Linked DNA regions of Mus musculus: region 2 is linked to region 1. Evidence: chromatin loops called from intact Hi-C (ENCODE). Cell type or tissue: left cerebral cortex. All regions are shown on one strand. Each heading gives the region's core, and the rest is flanking DNA. Links, peaks and the distances in the headings are about the cores only.

Region 1 (9,318 bases), core at 2,303-6,302:
CTGGTGAGACTCCCTCCGTTTATGTTTGGATCCTGTAATGTGACATACAAGTGACAAAGGCAGCAAATGATAATGATGCAAAGGGATAAACTATAAATCGTGGAACACAGCATGCCACCACGTCCCCAAACTGAAATCTTTCTGTTCTTCCAGAGTCGGTCATGTGTCCTGGGTACTCTTCCCACCCCCATGGTGAGTGGATTCGTTATTTTCCTAACTGCTCTGGCAGAATAATTGACCAAAGCCATTTGCTGAAGAAAGGGTTTATTCCAGATCACAGGGACATCGTAGCTGTGAAGACAGGCAGCCCCTGGTCACCTTGCACCTGTAGTCAGGAAGCAGAGAGAGGCATGCGCTGATGTTCGGCTGGGTTTCTCCTCTGACTCAGTCTAGAACCCCAGTCTGTTGTGGGGTGCCACCCACATTTAGAGGAGATTTTTTCACCTCAACTAACCCAATCCAGAAAGCCCCTCACAGGCAAGCACAGAGGCCTGTATTCTAGACCATCCTAGAGCTTGTCAAGTTGATTGACAGTCAGTGTTAATGATCACAGAATCTGTTTAACATTGACTCTTCCGGCCCTTTAACCTGCTGGAGAAATAGCTACCTTGGGTTGAATATTTGTCAAGTCCCCTCTCCAAAAACGCTTGTATATTATTTCAGTCAATTTTCCAAAATTTCATCAAGTTGATGGTATATTTTCATTTTATAGTTAAAACATAATAATAATAATAATAATCATAATAAAAAGGCTTGGAAATCTCAAGTAAGTTACCCAAGGTGACCAACTGAACGAGGATTTGAACCCAGGTCTTTTGGGTCCAAAGTCTATACTTAGAAACATTAGCCTTTATTAAGTTTTAAAATATATGACCACGCTTCCTGACTTTCAGTTCCTATAATACAGTCACTAAAATTCCCCCCTTCCTATTTGAAAGCAAAGAGAATTATCAGAAAATAAAGACAGATTTCATCTAGGTTGGCCTTTTTGGTTTTGGCTTTGTTTCACCAACTTGACACAAGCTTAGAGCTACATGGGAAAAGGAACTTCCATTGAGAAAGTCTCCATCCATTTGTTCACAGGCAAGCCTGGAGGGCATTTTCTTGATTAATAACTGATGTGGGAAGGCCCAGGCCACTGTGGGCATGGCTACCCCTGAGCCTGGGCTGCATAAGAAATATCAATCTAATTGCATCTTTCCTCTCTCGGCTCGCACTGTCCAGTTTTGGGTCAGTTGCTGACACTAATCAAATCATTCTTTAATTTGTCTGCCATCCACTAATGCAGAAGAAAAGGCTGGAGAAAAAGACAGAAAGAAGTTGCATATGAATGTCAGCTAAAAGCAAGGTCAAGCTCTCGGGGAGTCAAGGAGAACCCACCCCTCTCCCGCCCCTTCACGCTGTCGCTAGCTAGTGGTACAGGAGCAAATTTCTGTGCAGCTACTCTGACAGGAGACAGAACAAAGCTGCCAAAGGTATGTGCTGCTTGTATAGGGTGTGCTTAAAAACAAAAACAAAACACAAAAAAAAAACCAAAAAAACAAGCAAACCTGCTCAGATTTCTCACACACACACACACACACACACACACACACACACGTTAAGACAGCTCATAAAACCATCTCTCGCATACAAACAAAACACTCCAAGTGTTCTTTTCAGCTCTGATCCAGCTCTCTTGCCTCCTGGCTCCTGAGCCCTGCAGGCCTCAGGGAAACTCTGCTGGTTTTTCTTTACCCATCTCAACAGCACAACCGCTTACTGTTTCAAACAGCTTTATGCTGGAAAGTTCCTGACAAGTTTGAAGCCATATTAAGCATTACCTATACACAGCAGCAGCAGCAGCAGGATGCCACCACCGCCCATATGATACAGAACCTACAGATATGACTCATTACTGACCAGATCGAATGCAAAAGCACAGGAAGGGAAGATATGAGCATTACAGTCTAGCTACTCTATATTTTAAGGGTACAGGACACATTTGTAATCCGTGTCATAGAAAGCAATCTGCACACACACACACCCTTTCAAGGTATGCAGTTCTGATTTAACCCTTCGGTCCAGGCGACACAGAGAGGCACGAAGGACTCAGCATCCTTAAGATGAGACTGCCATAGAGCAGTTCGGGCAATAAGGAGAGGTGACAGACACCATAGACCTCAGGGACTGTGTCTGGCATGGTAAACTGCCTTTGGCTGCAGCTGACTTACAAGAGGGCGATCAAAGGTGCGAATCTGCCTCCCTCTCGGATCACTGACTCTCTGCATAAACTATCACTTAAAGGTTCAGGTTCCAGCTAGAAAGATAGGAGATAGAAAGGGGCTGGGGCAGACAGACAGACAGACATAATGAGAGAGAGAAACTGGTTTCATAAATTCAGTTTTTATTATCAGGAGATTGACTTACAAAAAGAAAAAGTGCTTACACCCTTAATTTACTGAACAGCTACTGTGTGTCTGACAGGAAAACACCATAACCCAGTTTTGGTTCCTGCCCTGAGGAAGATAGGTGGGAGATCTCTCACACAGAGAACAAACACCACAGACACCAGATAAACCCAGGCAAGTACCTGCTGAGCTAGAGGGTCTCTTCCCAAGCTACCTGTCAAAGCAGCCTAAGAAAGGAGGGCTTTCTTCACTCCAAAAGGCAAGCCCACAGCACAGGCTGGTGGATTCCAGCCATGTTTGGTCAATACTCCAGCTAACACTCCCTGCCCTAAGTAAGTAGGCAATAAATCCCAGTCGCCACCCTACCACTTCCTGCAAAGTGGGACAAGTCACTTCCTGCATGGGTCGCTTCAACCTATCCTAGTCAAATGAGATGCACGAGGGGGGTGGGAGGTTGGAGGAATTAGTCACTGTGTTCTGAACGAGCCACGTAGTCTCGCTAGAATCTGTGAGCTTCCCACCTTTCTAAAACACTGGCAATCACTCCACTCCTTTATGAAGACTCTCTGTAAGCCACTCTGCACCTGAGAGTTGGACACAACAAATTCTGCTTACCCCAAATAAAAACCCCTGACCTCCCAAAGTCTCAATCTAACTATTGTTATTGCATAACAATAAAATGTAACCAAAAGGAGTCAGGGCTTGTACAATCAAACACGGAAAACTAAAGGCACTATAATACAGACCATGAAAGTGCAGAGGAGCAGGAGGCCCAGCGGAGCAGGGCAACCCCAGGAAGAAGAAAGCCCTGGGGTCTCAGTAAAGCAGTAGCGGTACTTTGTGAAGTCACAGGAGCTATCAGAAAGGCCAAACTGCTCCCATCCTCAGAAGAGCCCCCACCACCTTATCCAGACATAGGTGGAGAAGGGGAGGGAGGGTAAGGGCTAAGCAGCTCTACGGGAAGATACCATTTAGGACAGGGGGCACCTGGGAAGGGATGCGTAGGACTGGGGAGGATACATCAAGAAGTGGGCATTTGGGCCGGGCGGTGGTGGTGCACGCCTTTAATCCCAGCACTTGGGAGGCAGAGGCAGGCGGATTTCTGAGTTTGAGGCCAGCCTGGTCTACAAAGTGAGTTCCAGGACAGCCAAGGCTATACAGAGAAACCCTGTCTCAAAAAAAAAAAAAAAAAAAAAAAAAATGGGCTTTTGGTGAACCCGGAAAAGACCCTGAGGAAAGGGCAGGGGTACAAGACAGACCTGGTCACTGGGTCAGGAGAAGAAAAGATTATGGTGGGGAACACTGAAGAATCCCTGCAGAGACCCAGGGGGAAATGGAGGGGAGCTAGGCTAGACAGGACCCTAAGGAAGACTATGAAGGGCTGGGAGGATAGATCAGGAAGTGGGGAAGAGACAGACTTGGAGGAGGGAGTACAACCAGAATGTGGGACACTAGCGACAGGGGAGGAGTCAGGAGCTGGAGGGGAATACAATCAGGATGGGGACGCTAAGTAAGGAGGAACGTAGTAGCTGGGGGGCCGATGGGGGGAGGATACAATCAGGATGGGGACACTGGGAAGGGGTAGGAGGTGGGAAAGGAAGAGAACAGTCAGGGTAGGGACACTGAAGAGACAGGAGGGGAGGGGGGGATACAATTAAGATTGAGGACATGGGGGAGTGGGGAGGAGGCAGGGAGAGGCTGGAGTAATATAATGAGGATGGATACTGGGGAAAAGGCAGGAGCTAGTGTGAGGTGGAGTGTATCATCAGAACAGCAGACGTTAGGGACGAGGGAGGGGTGTGGGTCAGAATGGAGACACTCTGGAAAAGGAAGAGGGCAAGAGCTGGGGGGGGGGGGGGAGGCGAGGAACATTAGAGAAGGGGGAAGGAACAGGGGCTGGGGGGGGTGGTGTCACCGAGGAAGTGGGCGCGGCCAGCAAGGTTAGAGCTCCCCAGAGCCAGGCTTTGAGAGGGGGTATTGGCGAAGCGGGTTACCCCCGGAGGGGCGTGAGCGGGGCCGAATGGGGTACCTCCGACCGGGGAGGTCCGGGGAAGGGGTCGCACGCGGGCGCAGGGGGGCTCCGCGGGCACAGTCACCTGCGAATGTTCAGGCCGCCAAGACAGGGATCAGGCTGAGAGCGCAAGGTCGCCGGCTTCTCCTGCTTCTCCGCTGGACGCGCGAGTCCTGGTCCTGCGTCACCGCCTCGAGCCATGCGCATGCGCGCAAGGCAGGTGCCACCCGGGTGCAGGGCCGAAGCCAAGGCGTTGCTCTCAACCTGGGCTGTTATCTGCTCAAAGGTGGTTCTAAGTTTCTTGATCTTGGCCTCTAAACACAGAGCTTCGTAGAGAAAAGCGTGACAGCGGGAATGGGGGCAAGCCAAGGGCAAACTGAACCTGGGACCTCTCAGAGCCAGAAATGAAGACCTGCAGGCTTAAAAACCAGGAAGATGGAGATGTCAAAACTGAAACAGCAATCAAGGAACAAAACTGGAAGTCTTAGCAATAACTCACATAGAAATGTTATAGCTTAGAATATAAAATATAAGGATAAAAAAATAAATGAGGAAGGAGCCGGGGGGTGTTAGTAGGACTGTAATCTCAGTACTGGGGAGGCTTAGTCAGGAGGATAATAACTTTGAGGGCAGCTTGGGCTACATAACATGGCAGTACACAGCTGTAATCTCAGCATTTGAAAGATGTGGTAAGAAGATATAAAGGAAGGCCAAGATTATCTTTAGCTAGGTAGTGAGCTCAAGGTCAGTCTAAGGAAAAAAAAATACTCTTTTAATTATAGTGCCTTGTGTATCCCAGGTTTTTTCTAGGTTCTTGGTGTCTCAAACAATGACTTGCACAACACAGAATAAAGGTTGTCAAAGGGTACATTTATTTACAAAGAAAATGCATGGAATACACTCCCCAGAATGGGAACGGCCTGAGCAAGCATAAGACTCAAGACCCCCATGACCTTTTGGAGCGTTGTGAGTTTAAGTAGAGTGAGGAGCAGATTCCCTGCGTAGAAATTAGGTAGACCCTTTGCCCTGATTGACAGATGGGCTGTTAGGTAGCCTTGAGTTGGTGGGTCATACATCCTATAGCTTTATGCATGTGCCACACACACACACACACACACACACACACAAACACACACCGTGTTTACACCTGAAACAGTAAATAAATTTGTTACTATTTCACTTCAAGGAAAAACGTACCCTCATAACACGTATACTCAAAGCTGGTTTTAAATACACTTGTGTATCTGCTGTATCTGCCCTCCTACCAGGAAATGCCTAATCTCAAATTACCTACAGGAGAGATGGGTGTTGCCCTGTGGGAAGGAGACCGAAGGTACCCTCAGGTCATCGGACAGCCCTATGATCATTTACATTGATGGAGCTATAGCTGTTGTACTGATTAGTTTTTGTCAGCTTGACACAAACTAGGATCATCTGGGAAGGGAACCTCAAATGAGAAAAAAATCTCCATCAGATAAGTCTGGGGACTTTCTCTAAAGTGATTGGCATTGGGGGGCGGTGCCTATCTCAGTACAGGCAATGCAATCCTTTAGCAGGAGGTCATGGATTATATAAGAAAGCAGACCAGTAAGCAGGGTCCCTCCACGGTCTCTGCTTGAGTTCCTGCCTTGCCTTCCCTCGATGTCAGACTGTGATCAAGATTTATAAACTAAATAAGTCCTTCCTTCCCTAAGTTGCTTTGAGTCATGATAATTTCACAGCAATAGAAAATGCAGATTTTTTTCCTACTTTACTGCACTTATTGAATTTTCCTTTCATTTTAAATTACTTGTCTGTCTGTCTGTGTGGGAGTATGTATACACGGTGCAGGTTCCCATGGAGGCCAGAGATGTCCTTAAGAGCAGCCAGTACTCTTAACTGCTAGCTATCTCTCCAGATACCAAAATTTTCTTTAATGAATATATACAGAAGTGATACATATACATACATACATACATACATACATACATACCTTAAATAATAGGAAAAAGAGTTGTATTTGAATACAGTTTGAGTTAAATATGTTTTCCAGGAACTAGTGAAGAGGCTTAGTAAGTTTTCTAATTTAGTGAAATTGGCTTTGTGTTCTAACTCCTTGTCAAGAAGGAAGAAGAGGATTAAAACATGTTCTCAACAGGCCCACTATGTGTGAGTGAGCACACGCCCTCAGCAGGCCCACTGTGTGTGAGTGAGCACACGCCCTCAGCAGGCCCACTGTGTGTGAGTGAGCACACGCCCTCAGCAGGCCCACTGTGTGTGAGTGAGCATCCACTCTAGACCCTGTGTGTCTGTGCTGAAACTTTAGTTTCTGGTCTAAGCCCAACAGGAGGGGCCACTCGAGGATGTCATGATTGCATGATTTTATTCTCCACAGTACAATTTGTAGGATAGTACATTTAGTTTTATAAGAAACAGCTAGACTTTTTTCTGAAGGGATTATGATACTTTTTGTGCTTCCAGGAAAAAAAAAATGAGATTTTTGTTTTGCTGCAAAGAAAGCCTTCACAAACATTATCTTTCTCCTAATTCCCCCAACCTGCTCAGGTCCCACTCTATCCCAGCCTCACCACAGGTAGTTGGTGCTATTTGCTTTTGAATGATTTGTAAATTACACAATATTTTTACACTATATGTATTTCTCCTTTTTTACACAGTGTCCTTCAGCACAATCCTATGTCCCCATGTTGATCTATGGGAAGGCTCCTTGTTTCTTTGCTTTGCTTTCTTCTCTGTTTTAATTAGAATTTTTACCATATAGATGAACCAGGGTTCATTGAACTATCCCCTAGTAATGGGTACTTGGGTTGTTTGTGCTGGCAGGATGACACTGACAGGCTAGGGAGAGATTCATCTTGGCAGAAGGTGGCAGATCTGGGAAGTGGATAACATTTAAGAATACTGTCTCCCTGGAGGCATTCTATAGAGCTACTTTGATGTGGAGGCAGGGTTGTGTGCAGGCAGTCAGGTAGTGTCTCATGTCATGGTGCTCTGGCTGTTAGGTCTTATTAGGTAGAACACCTGTTCGGGGAATCGATCTCAGTGTGGTGGTGGAAATGTCCCTCAGGTATTTAAACACTCGGTTCCTTGGTGACACTGAGTCAGTTATGGAGTATTCAGGAGATTTAGCTTGGCTGGAGGAACTCTTGTCACTGGGGGCTGGCTCTTAGCTTCCTGCTCTGGCCACCAGATGCCACACATACCCTGCTGCCAGGGCCCACATTACAGACTCTAGCCTTCTGGAACTGTAAGCCAAAGTAAGTTCTTCCACAAGCTGCTTATAGGTGTGTTTTATCACAGGAACAAAAAGTCATGGATAACTCACTTTACTTTCCTACTGCTGTGAGAAAATAAGGTAGCAAAGCCAGGCACACTGGTGCATGCCGTTAAACACTTGAGAAGCAGACACAGGCAGATTTCTGTTAGTCTGGGGCCAGCCTGGTGTACAGAGGGAGTTCCAGGCTAGATTGGGCTACATAGTAAAACCCTGGCTCAAAACAAACAAATAAACAAATTCTAACTAAAACAATTTCAGGGAGAATGGGTTGGCGTGGCTCACAGTTCCAGGTTATAGCCCATCATGGCAGGGCTATCAAAGCACAAGCACTTGAAGGAATTGGTCACATTGTACCCACAATTAAGAATCAAAGATGGAAGAATGTATGCTGGTGTTAAGTTCCCTTTATTCGCCGGGCAGTGGTGGTACACGCCTTTAATCTCAGCACTTGGGAGGCAGAGGCAGGTGGATTTCTGAGTTCGAGGCCAGCCTGGTCTACAGAGTGAGTTCTAGTATAGCCAGGGCTACACAGATAAATCCTGTCTCGAAAAACAAACAAACAAAAAGTTCCCTTTATTAATTTTATACAGTGCAGGGGTCATGACACAAGGCAAGGTTCCAACCACCATTAAGATGGGTTTACCCATCAATTAACACACCCAAGATAATCTCCTATGGAGGAGGGATTTCTTGGTGCCTCTAGAGTCTGTTAGGCTGACAATTCATACCACCACAGGGTCGCATCTAGATGACTAGAGGGGCAGCTCATCACTTGGTGAAGGAATACAGTTTACAGCGTGATTTACTTACCTTTTTCTTAGATTTGGCTTTGTAAAGACTTCATGAGTTATAAGGGGTCAAATGACCCAGTTGCCTAAAGTGTAGATTCTTCTACAGTAGCGTCATGATGCCATAAGAGATTAGAACATGTTATGGAGAACTCTTCCACACCATACTTGGAGTGAACTGCAGCCTTGCTCAGATCCCATTCTGTCCTGGGGTGATAACAGCTCCATCCTTAGGCTAGAAAAGTTCAGCACAGCCCTCTATCCCAGATCCCAAAATAACATCTGGAGGGAGCTTCCTGTTTTGTACTGTTATAAGGAAAGCTCTCTGGAATAAGTGTGTACTTGTTTAATTTTATAAGTGTGATGGCTATTCTTGGCTGTCAACTTGGCTACATTTGAAATTAACTAAAATCCAAAAATGGAGAGCATTTGCTTAATTTGAAATTGGAAGATCAACTGGCCTTTACTATGGATCCTAAGGCAGGAAGACACACCTATAATCTGGGCCACGTCTTCTTCTGGAAGCCTATGTAAGGACATGGAAGAAGGAAGCTTTTGTTTGCCTGCTCGCTCTTGCCTACTAGCAAGTCTACTCTTTCACTGGCATTAGAGCCCACTTCTTCAGGATTCCAGTGTATACTGAAGACCAGCTGAGACATCCAGCCTCGTGGACTGAGCACTGCTAAATTCTCAGACCTTCAGTTCATCGGCAACCATTGTTGAATTAGTTGGACCTCTGTCTGAAAACCGTTCTAATAAATCTCCCTTTTACATATACAGAGATTCATTCTTTAAACTCTGTTACTCTATAGAGAACCCTGGCTAGTAGAAAGTTACCTATATGGATGAGCCTTC
Region 2 (9,318 bases), core at 3,609-7,608, 110 kb after region 1:
AAGCTCCAGATATTCTACTCTTGGGCATCTCCCCAAAGGGCTCTACATCCTACCACAGAGACCCTTGCTCATCCATGTTCACTGCTGCTCTATTCCAACAGCCAGAAGTTGGAAACAGCCTGGATGTCTGTCCCCGGATAATGAGAATGTAGTTCATTTACACAATGGAATATTACTCCACCGCTTAAAAATAAATCACAAAATTCTCATGCAAAAGGATGGAACTTGAAAAATCTTCCCAGGTGAAGTAACTCAGACCTCCCCAAAATGAATATGTTTGGGCTTTTTTTTTTTTTTCTAGTTATGGTTTCTGATTTTGAGTTTTTATGGTGTGTGTGTGTGTGTGTGTGTGTGTGTGTGTGTGTGTGTATTTCTTATGCTTTTCTTGTTTGTTTTTAGTCTGTTCCTTTTGTTTTATCCTTGTTTTGTTTTTAAATTTATTTACATGATATTTTAGGAGAGAGAGAAACACCACGTGGAGTCGGAAGGGTAGGGAGGATCTGAGAGGATGAAAGGGGAGGAGAAACTATGATCAGGATAGATTTATATTGTAAAATAACTATTTTCAATAAGAAGTAAAAAAAGAACACCACATACACACACACACACACACACACACACTCTCGATAAGTAATGGCTAAAACTATCCCAGATGGGATAAAACCATTGACACACAAACATGACGTGCAGAAAAGTTCAGCTAGGAAGGCCCTGGTCTGCCAGGTCCAAGGGGCAGTGTAAACTAACAGCTTTGAAGATGTATTGGTTTATGACTTAATGTTTATGTGCATGGGCATGTGTGAGTTTATATGCATGCAGGTGCCTGAATAATCCAGAAGAGGTCATCGGATGTCCTGAAACTGAAGTTACAGATGGTTGTTTGAGTCCTAACATGGGTGCTGGGAACCAAACCTGGGTCCTCTGCAAAAGCAGCCAGTGCTCTTAACCTCTGAGTCATTTCTCCAGGCCCCAAACAAGCAGCTTTGAAAACTAAAGACAAAAACCTGCAAGCAGCTAGAGGCTGACCAAGCAAAAAGCATCCCAATGAAGGCAAAGTTTTCCTGGAGGGAAGGCTAACTAACTGCCTTTATAAATGTCTTGGGGCATGTCTCCCGGCTCCGCTTCCTCTCCTGCATGAAAATGGGCTCCCAGAGGATACTTCATCTCCAGCATCAGCTCTGTGCATTCCTTCATCTTTACTTTCCAGACCTGTCTATTTGAATGAACCAGAGGCACCTTCGAGTCAATGAACACAAAGCTGAATTTCAATTCTAATCCCGCTCCCACATCCCAGGTACAAGATGTTGTCCCTTCAAGATCTGTTGAAGGTATTATAAAATGTTAAATGATTACAAATGAGTCAAGGATTTGGGAGGCCGGAGAGGGGTTCACCTCTCTCTTCCTTCCCCACTCATCTTTCCCTCCCTAATCTGTGTGGCAGCCTAGAACTAAGAATACACTTACTCACCCCTTCCCCTGGCACGCACATCTGTAAGCCTGCTGGTCATAATAATGCACACTGGAGTCTGTGAGATAAGAGGGTGGAGAGAGCCTGCAGCGCCTTGCTCTTTTGAGTGATTCTTAGCCTGGCTCTCCCTGCCATTAACTTATGAGTGGCATTCAGTAAGATCCAGGCTAAACTGGTAATAACTAGAGTAAAGATGCTGGCAACCAAAGCTACCTTGTCGTGCATTTCTTCATCAGTTGTCACAGACTAGACCTGGGCAAGTGAGCCCTGGAAAGATTTTCCTGTCTTTCTTCTCCATCCCTTTCAGAGACTCCATTGCCAAGAACCTGCTGCTACAGCTGGGCAGTCATAATAAACCTTCAATCTCTTTTCTTTCTCTCCTTTTTTTTCCTTGCTCCCTAACAATATACCTAGCATCTGATTACATCTGAAGCAGCCTCCACATGAAGCAGCCTCCACATGGGCACGACTGAACCTGTTTCCTCAGGCCCACCCACACTGTTGCCAGGGCAGCTTTGTAGCAGCTAGGATCTAACTGGGGCCCAGAAAAGAAAGAGCGTGGAGTCAAAATTTTTCCTTGGTTATTTTCTTCAGCTCCACTCCATACCCCAGGAAGATACACACACACACACACACACACACACACACACACATATATACATACATATACACACACACATATATATGTGTGTGTGTATTCATGTGTTTGTGTGTATATATATATGTATGTATATCTATATATATATACACACACATATATATATACACATATGTATATATGAAGACATATGTATATATATAAAGAACACACACACACACACACACACACACACACACACACACACACACACACGACTCTGTTGCTTTAGTGTATGACCTTCAAACTCCACACTTTCTCTTTCTAAGGCGGTTTTTCTAGTTTTACAGAATGGAGGCTTGGCCATGAGGCCCTCCTTACTTTTAGTTTGATGATGAGCAACATCTTACAGCAGGGATAGGACTTTTGAGTCAGAGGTATCTTATACATGTTTCATTCTGTTTCAGAATCCAGAGAAGCTAAATGACCCTACTAAATCTATACCTCAGTACCCCTAAGAAGGAGAGGAACTAGAACCCAAACACTTTGACTCCTAAGGCAATGCTCTTCAACATACTGGATGACAGAAAGCATCCTTTTTTTTTTTTTCATGAATAATGTCCATTAAGCCTTACATCCCTCCATAACCAGGACAAACTATTAGAGGTTGTTGGCAAAGGAGGTTATCGTGGACACTGCAGGCAAGCAAATTCCACCCCCCCCCCCCCACTTTTTCTCTCCTCTTTTTTTTTTTCCTGAAAAAAAATGTTTTCCTAATCCCTCATGACATAAACATAGAGCACAATGGTCCAAGAACAAAACACTCAGAAACAGTGAATACATCTCCTTCATTCCAGCCTTGGAGGGAGAGAGGGCTCAGGGTACCCTGCAAGCTTGCTGGTGGCCAGTGAAGACTTCCTCTGGGACAGATTCTATGGGGTGGGGATGTGCCACCAGTCACCAGATTCTTCGCTGGTCCTGGGTTTGGCAGCTGCTCCTTCTTCATGGCTTTGACCATGACGCAGTCTCCTTCGTGGGGTTTCTTCATGGGGGAATCGGGACCTCCAGACATTTGCCCTACGCCTGTAGCTCTGCCTCCCCAGCTCTCTCGGGAAGGATATCTCCTTTTTCCTGTGAGGCCTGCTTCTTCTTGCTAGTCTTCTCTGCAGGGTTCCCTTGTTGTTTCTAGGCCATGCAGGACCCGGTCTCTGGAGTTTAGGGTCCAGGAAGTCAGCTGAGAAGGGGAGTGGGACAGGATGTGGGGATAACCTTAGCTGCTGCCTCCATTCTTGTCACTATGGTTGCTCTGTCTCGGTTGTCTTTCCTCTTAGTCTTGTTTCGACTGCAGCTAATGTCAACAGACCGTCTAACAATGTAGCTAATTTCAACAGAGCAGGATAGCTTCTAAGGAGACTATTTCTCCCAGGAGACCATTCCAGACCACTCCAGAGAATTGGAGCTAAATAATGATGTAACCAAGAATGGCTTCTTCATTTTTTTTTTTTTTTTTTTTTTTTTTTTTTTTTTTTTTAGTAGATGTGAAGAACAAAGAATGCTTAGTACAATTATCAGCACTCAGACATCTGCAAGGTCAGAGGGGAGTGACCCCTACCAAAAGACTAGAGCGAGCAGACAGTCAAGGTCAATAACTAATAAAGTCAGAGTCTGAGATGGCCAGAGTTGGGTTCCAACCAGATCTAACTGGGTGAACAGCTTAGGAGCATGATCTTGACTGTATCCCTGGTTGGGTATGTGGGCCCTCTGATTGCTTGGCCCATGAGAATTAACCAGTCTCAGAGTTTCTGCCTTGGCTGTATAAAAGGCCTCAGGCAAAGAAATTCAGGCGTCATCTCCATCTCCCTTCCCAGGAGTCCCTTTCATTTTTCCTTAATGACTCTTCCTTAATGGCTCAGTTTTCACTTTCTGTGACTGTCCTGAATAAAGCCTGCTTCCGCTTAGCATCCATACTGGCTGGTTTTGTGTGTCAACTTGACACAAGCTAGAGACATCAGAGAGGAAGGAAGCCTCTGTTGAGAAAATGCCTCCATGAGATCCAGCTGTAAGGCATTTTCTCAAGGTGGTGGGCTCAGCCTGTGGGGGGCTGGACTATGATGGACTATGATCTGGACGTATAAGCTGAGTTAATCCTTTCTTTCCTTTTTTTGGGTCATGATGTTTTCATTGAAGCGATAGAAAACCTACCTAAGCTGGCTTACTCCCTTGAGAATCCACATCCCTTAATCTCCATTGGTGTGAGACGGTGAACTTAAAGCCCCTGTCTTAGGTCAACCTTTGATAACCTACAGTATTCAGCATCCTAGATCCTAAGGTCACACAGCTGTGCTATGAAAGGATCCCCTCACACTAAAAGGCCTGGTCTCACTGATATTCTGACTCCCGAGATGCCTGTCTGCTGTGGTTTGAATATGAATGCCCCTCCCCGCCCCCACCCCCACAGGTTCGTAGGTTTGGATGCTTAGTCCTGGGTTGGACTGTTTGAAAGGATTGCAAAGTGTGGCCTTGATGGAGGTGTGTCCCTGAGGGTAGGCACATGTCAGCCCCTCCCTCTCCCTCCCTCTGCTTTGCCTGCTGCCTCTGGGTCGGTATCTAAAACTCTCTGCTACTGTTTTCCAGGGCTGGGCCTGCCTGTTTCCTGCCTTGATGATCATGGACTAACCCTCTGAAACTGTAGCAAGCCCCCAGCTAAATGCTGTTTAATAAAAGCTGCCTTGGTCAAGGTGTCTCTTCACAGTCTGTTGTTGGGAAGCCACACATTCCTAGGGTGCCATTGTGAAGCCTAATGACATCATAATGACATCATGATGACATCAGGTCCTGTCTTCCCTATCCCACCAAATGATGTCATTCATCTTCTCGGCTGACACATACACAGGACATGTCCAAGGACACATTAGAGTCTTCCTACCACGCAGTCATCAATAATAATCAAGTACCAAAGGACAGTCATCAAATTCCAGATGGAGATCTTTTAAATACATCTGTGCTCTTCGCCGAGAGAGGCTGTCTCATGTCGTGGTTAAAGCGTGGACTGGGAAGACAAACTTCCTTGGTCTAAATTCTGTCAGGGTCTTTTATTACTAGGGTTTAACAGCCATTTCCTCCACTGAAACACTCCTGCCAGGAGTGCAGGAGTGTGAACAAGTTCTCATCAGTTATGAGAGCATTCCTGTAACGTGTGGCTCCTTCTGTTTTCTCGTGTGTGTGTGTGTGTGTGTGTGTGTGTGTGTGTGTGTGTGCATTCTGTGTGTATGCTGTATGTCTGTGTTTCTGTGTCAGTATATGTGTGTGTGTGTTTGTGTATGTGTGTGTGTGTGTACACTGTGTGTGTGAGTATATGTGCATGTGTGTGCATGGACATTCGAGTGCATGTTTGCACAGGTGCACATAAGCTTAGGCACACATACGCATGCATGGAGGTCAGAGGTTGACATTCCTTTCTCCCTCGTCACTTTATTTGTTGAGATAACATTGCTTTACTGATCCTAGAGCTCGCAGATTGGCTCAACTAGCAGCCACTTCCCAGATCTACTGTCACAGCCGTGTATGGCCGGCCACACGTGGCTTTTAACGTGGGTGCACTTTACCCACTAAACCATCTCCCCAGCCCCGTGGAAAAGGCTATTTAAAAGCAAAGTTAATAAGTGAACTGCAACTGAATGGGACAGGTTTCTGTCCATCTGTAGCGGGGCCCTGACTTGAGATATTCCACTTTAGAACGCTGTGAAAGGGCTGGTGATAGGCAGTACAGCGCCCTCTGGTGGTCACAGGAGAACAGACGCCCCAGCATTCCCTGCTGCTGCTAACCTTCTAAGCCTTAGTTGCATTTAAAGGGATGAAGAGCTATAACCGATGACTCTATCTAAGTCAAGAATTGCCACCATTCCCAAAGTCCCTGACATCTTCCTGAAGGTTCTGGTCTCCAGCTTAATTATCACGTTTGTAGCAGTGGGCTATAAGGTCAAACACTGAATCCCTAAATACTGAGCTGTTGCTTTGAGCAGGGGAAGAGAGCAAGGGCCCAGTGAGTTTCTGCTTTTACTCTGGGGAGGGCATGCTGGGCCTTGTGAACACCAAGCACCCACCACTGTGAGGCACAGTATCCCCGGCCCTGGCAACAGCTTTGTAGTTAAGATGCTATCACCTCATTTTTTAATGGGGTTATTTGATTTTATTAAGTCTACCTTCTTGAGTTCTTTATATATATTGGATATTAGTCCCCTGTCCGATTTGGGATAGGTAAAGATCCTTTCCCAATCTGCTGGTGGTCTTTTTGTCTTATTGATGGTGTCTTTTGCCTTGCAGAAGCTTTGCAATTTTATGAGGTCCCATTTATCGATTCTCGATCTGACAGCACAAGCCATTGCTGTTCTATTCAGGAATTTTTCCCCTGTACCCATATCTTCGAGGCTTTTCCCTACTTTCTCCTCTATAAGTTTCAGTGTCTCTGGTTTTATGTGGAGTTCCTTAATCCACTTAGATTTGACCTTAGTACAAGGAGATAGTAATGGATCAATTCGCAATCTTCTACATGATAACAGCCAGTTGTGCCAGCACCATTTGTTGAAAATGCTGTCTTTTTTCCACTGGATGGTTTTAGCTCCCTTGTCAAAGATCAAGTGACCATAGGTGTGTGGGTTCATCTCTGGGTCTTCAATTCTGTTCCATTGGTCTACTTGTCTGTCTCTATACCAGTACCATGCAGTTTTTATCACAATTGCTCTGTAGTACATCTTTAGGTCGGGCATGGTGATTCCACCAGAGGTTCTTTTATCCTTGAGAAGAGTTTTTGCTACCCTAGGTTTTTTGTTATTCCAGATGAATCTGCCGATTGCCCTTTCTAATTCGTTGAAGAATTGAGTTGGAATTTTGATGGGGATTGCATTGAATCTGTAGATTGCTTTTGGCAAGATAGCCATTTTTACTATATTGGTCCTGCTGATCCATGAGCATGGGAGATCTTTCCATCTTCTGAGATCTTCTTTAATTTCTTTCTTCAGAGACATGAAGTTCTTGTCATACAGATCTTTCACTTCCTTAGTTAGAGTCACGCCTAGGTATTTTATATTATTTGTGGCTATTGAGAAGGGTGTTGTTTCCCTAATTTCTTTCTCAGCCTGTTTGTCCTTTGTGTAGAGAAAGGCCATTGATTTGTTTGAGTTAATTTTATATCCAGCTACTTCACTGAAGCTGTTTATCAGGCTTAGGAGTTCTCTGGTGGAATTTTTAGGGTCATGTATATATACTATCATATCATCTGCAAAAAGTGATATTTTGGCTTCTTCCTTTCCAATTTGTATCCCCTTGATCTCCTTTTGTTGTCTAATTGCTCTGGCTAATACTTCAAGTACAATGTTGAATAGGTATGGAGAGAGTGGGCAGCCTTGTCTAGTCCCTGATTTTAGTGGGATTGCTTCAAGCTTCTCACCATTTACTTTGATGCTGGCTACTGGTTTGCTGTAGATTGCTTTTATCATGTTTAGGTATGGGCCTTGAATTCCTGATCTTTCCAAGACTTTTATCATGAATGGGTGTTGGATTTTGTCAAATGCTTTCTCAGCATCTAACGAGATGATCATGTGGTTTTTGTCTTTGAGTTTGTTTATATACTGGATTACGTTGATGGATTTCCGTATATTGAACCATCCCTGCATCCCTGGGATGAAACCTACTTGGTCAGGATGGATGATTGTTTTGATGTGTTCTTGGATTCGATTAGCAAGAACTTTATTGAGGATTTTTGCATCAATATTCATAATGGAAATTGGTCTGAAGTTCTTTATCTTTGTTGGGTCTTTTTGTGGTTTAGGTATCAGAGTAATTGTGGCTTCATAGAATGAGTTGGGTAGAGTACCTTCTGTTTCTATTTTGTGGAATAGTTTGTGAAGAACTGGGATTAGATCTTCTTTGAAGGTATAATAGAACTCTGCACTAAACCCATCTGGTCCTGGGCTTTTTTTGGTTGGGAGACTATTAATGACTGCTTCTATTTCTTTGGGAGATATCGGGCTGTTTAGATCATTAACCTGATCTTGATTCAACTTTGGTACCTGGTATCTGTCTAGAAACTTCACCATTTCATCCAGGTTCTCCAGTTTGTTGAGTATAGCCTTTTGTAGAAGGATCTGATGGTGTTTTGGATTTCTTCAGGATCTGTGGTTATGTCTCCCTTTTCATTTCTGATTTTGTTTATTAGAATGCTTTCCCTGTGCCCTCTAGTGAGTCTGGCTAAGGGTTTATCTATCTTGTTGATTTTCTCAAAGAACCAGCTCCTCGATTGGTTGATTCTCTGAATAGTTCTTCTTGTTTCCACTTGGTTGATTTCGCCCCTGAGTTTGATTATTTCCTGCTGTCTACTCCTCTTGGGTGAATTTGCTTCCTTTTGTTCTAGAGCTTTTAGGTGTGTTGTCAAGCTGCTAATGTATACTCTCTCTAGTTTCTTTTTGGAGGCACTCAGAGCTATGAGTTTTCCTCTTAGAAATGCTTTCATTGTGTCCCATAAGTTTGGGTACAAAGATTTCTCACCTGAGGAATACCAAATGGCAGAGAAGCACCTGAAAAACTGTTCAACATCCTTAATCATCAGGGAAATGCAAATCAAAACAACCCTGAGATTCCACCTCACACCAGTCAGAATGGCTAAGATGAAAAATTCAGGTGACAGCAGATGCTGGCGAGGATGTGGAGAAAGAGGAACGCTCCTCCATTGTTGGTGGGATTGCAAGCTTGTACAACCACTCTGGAAATCAGTCTGGCAGTTCCTCAGAAAATTGGACATAGTACTACCGGAAGATCCAGCAATACCTCTTCTGGGCGTATATCTAGAAGATGCCCCAACCAAGAAGACACATGCTCTACTATGTTCATAGCAGCCTTATTTATAATAGCCAGAAGCTGGAAAGAACCCAGATGCCCCTCAACAGAGGAATGGATACAGAAAATGTGGTACATTTACACAATGGAGTACTACTCAGCTATTAAAAAGAATGAATTTATGAAATTCCTAGGCAAATGGATGGACCTGGAGGGCATCATCCTGAGTGAGGTAACCCAATCACAAAGGAACTCTCACAATATGTACTCACTGATAAGTGGATATTAGCCCAGAAACTTAGGATACTCAAGATATAAGATACAATTTGCTAAACGCATTAAACTCAAGAGAGAACGAAGACCAAAGTGTGGACACTTTGCCCCTTCTTAGAATAGGAAACAAAACACCCATGGAAGGACTTACAGAGACAAAATTTGGAAG

The links. Peaks named below come from ENCODE experiments on the same cell type or tissue, not always from the same donor. Only the 100,000 strongest peaks of a DNase experiment are listed, where the experiment ranks them.
Region 2: it touches region 1 in a loop (4-fold over the local background); 11 of 42 quality-filtered maps call a loop at or near these places.

What each region holds. Positions count from the first base shown.
Region 1 is chr1:34,845,232-34,854,549 of GRCm38, reverse strand. Plekhb2 (pleckstrin homology domain containing, family B (evectins) member 2) reads right to left here and starts at 4,591. Exons shown (of 8, transcript NM_145516.2): 1 at 4,487-4,591. In left cerebral cortex, for the core only: no CTCF peak of the experiment used is centred there; DNase peaks (open chromatin) are centred at 2,824, 3,893, 4,126 and 4,610; H3K4me3 peaks cover 2,725 bases; H3K27ac peaks cover 1,234 bases.
Region 2 is chr1:34,735,054-34,744,371 of GRCm38, reverse strand. The region is part of intron 3 of Arhgef4 (Rho guanine nucleotide exchange factor (GEF) 4); the gene reads right to left. It also overlaps the pseudogene Gm51813. Among named protein-coding and RNA genes, the nearest start is that of Gm32920, 51 kb to the right of the region's middle. In left cerebral cortex, for the core only: a CTCF peak has its summit at 5,836 (motif pointing left); a DNase peak (open chromatin) is centred at 5,819.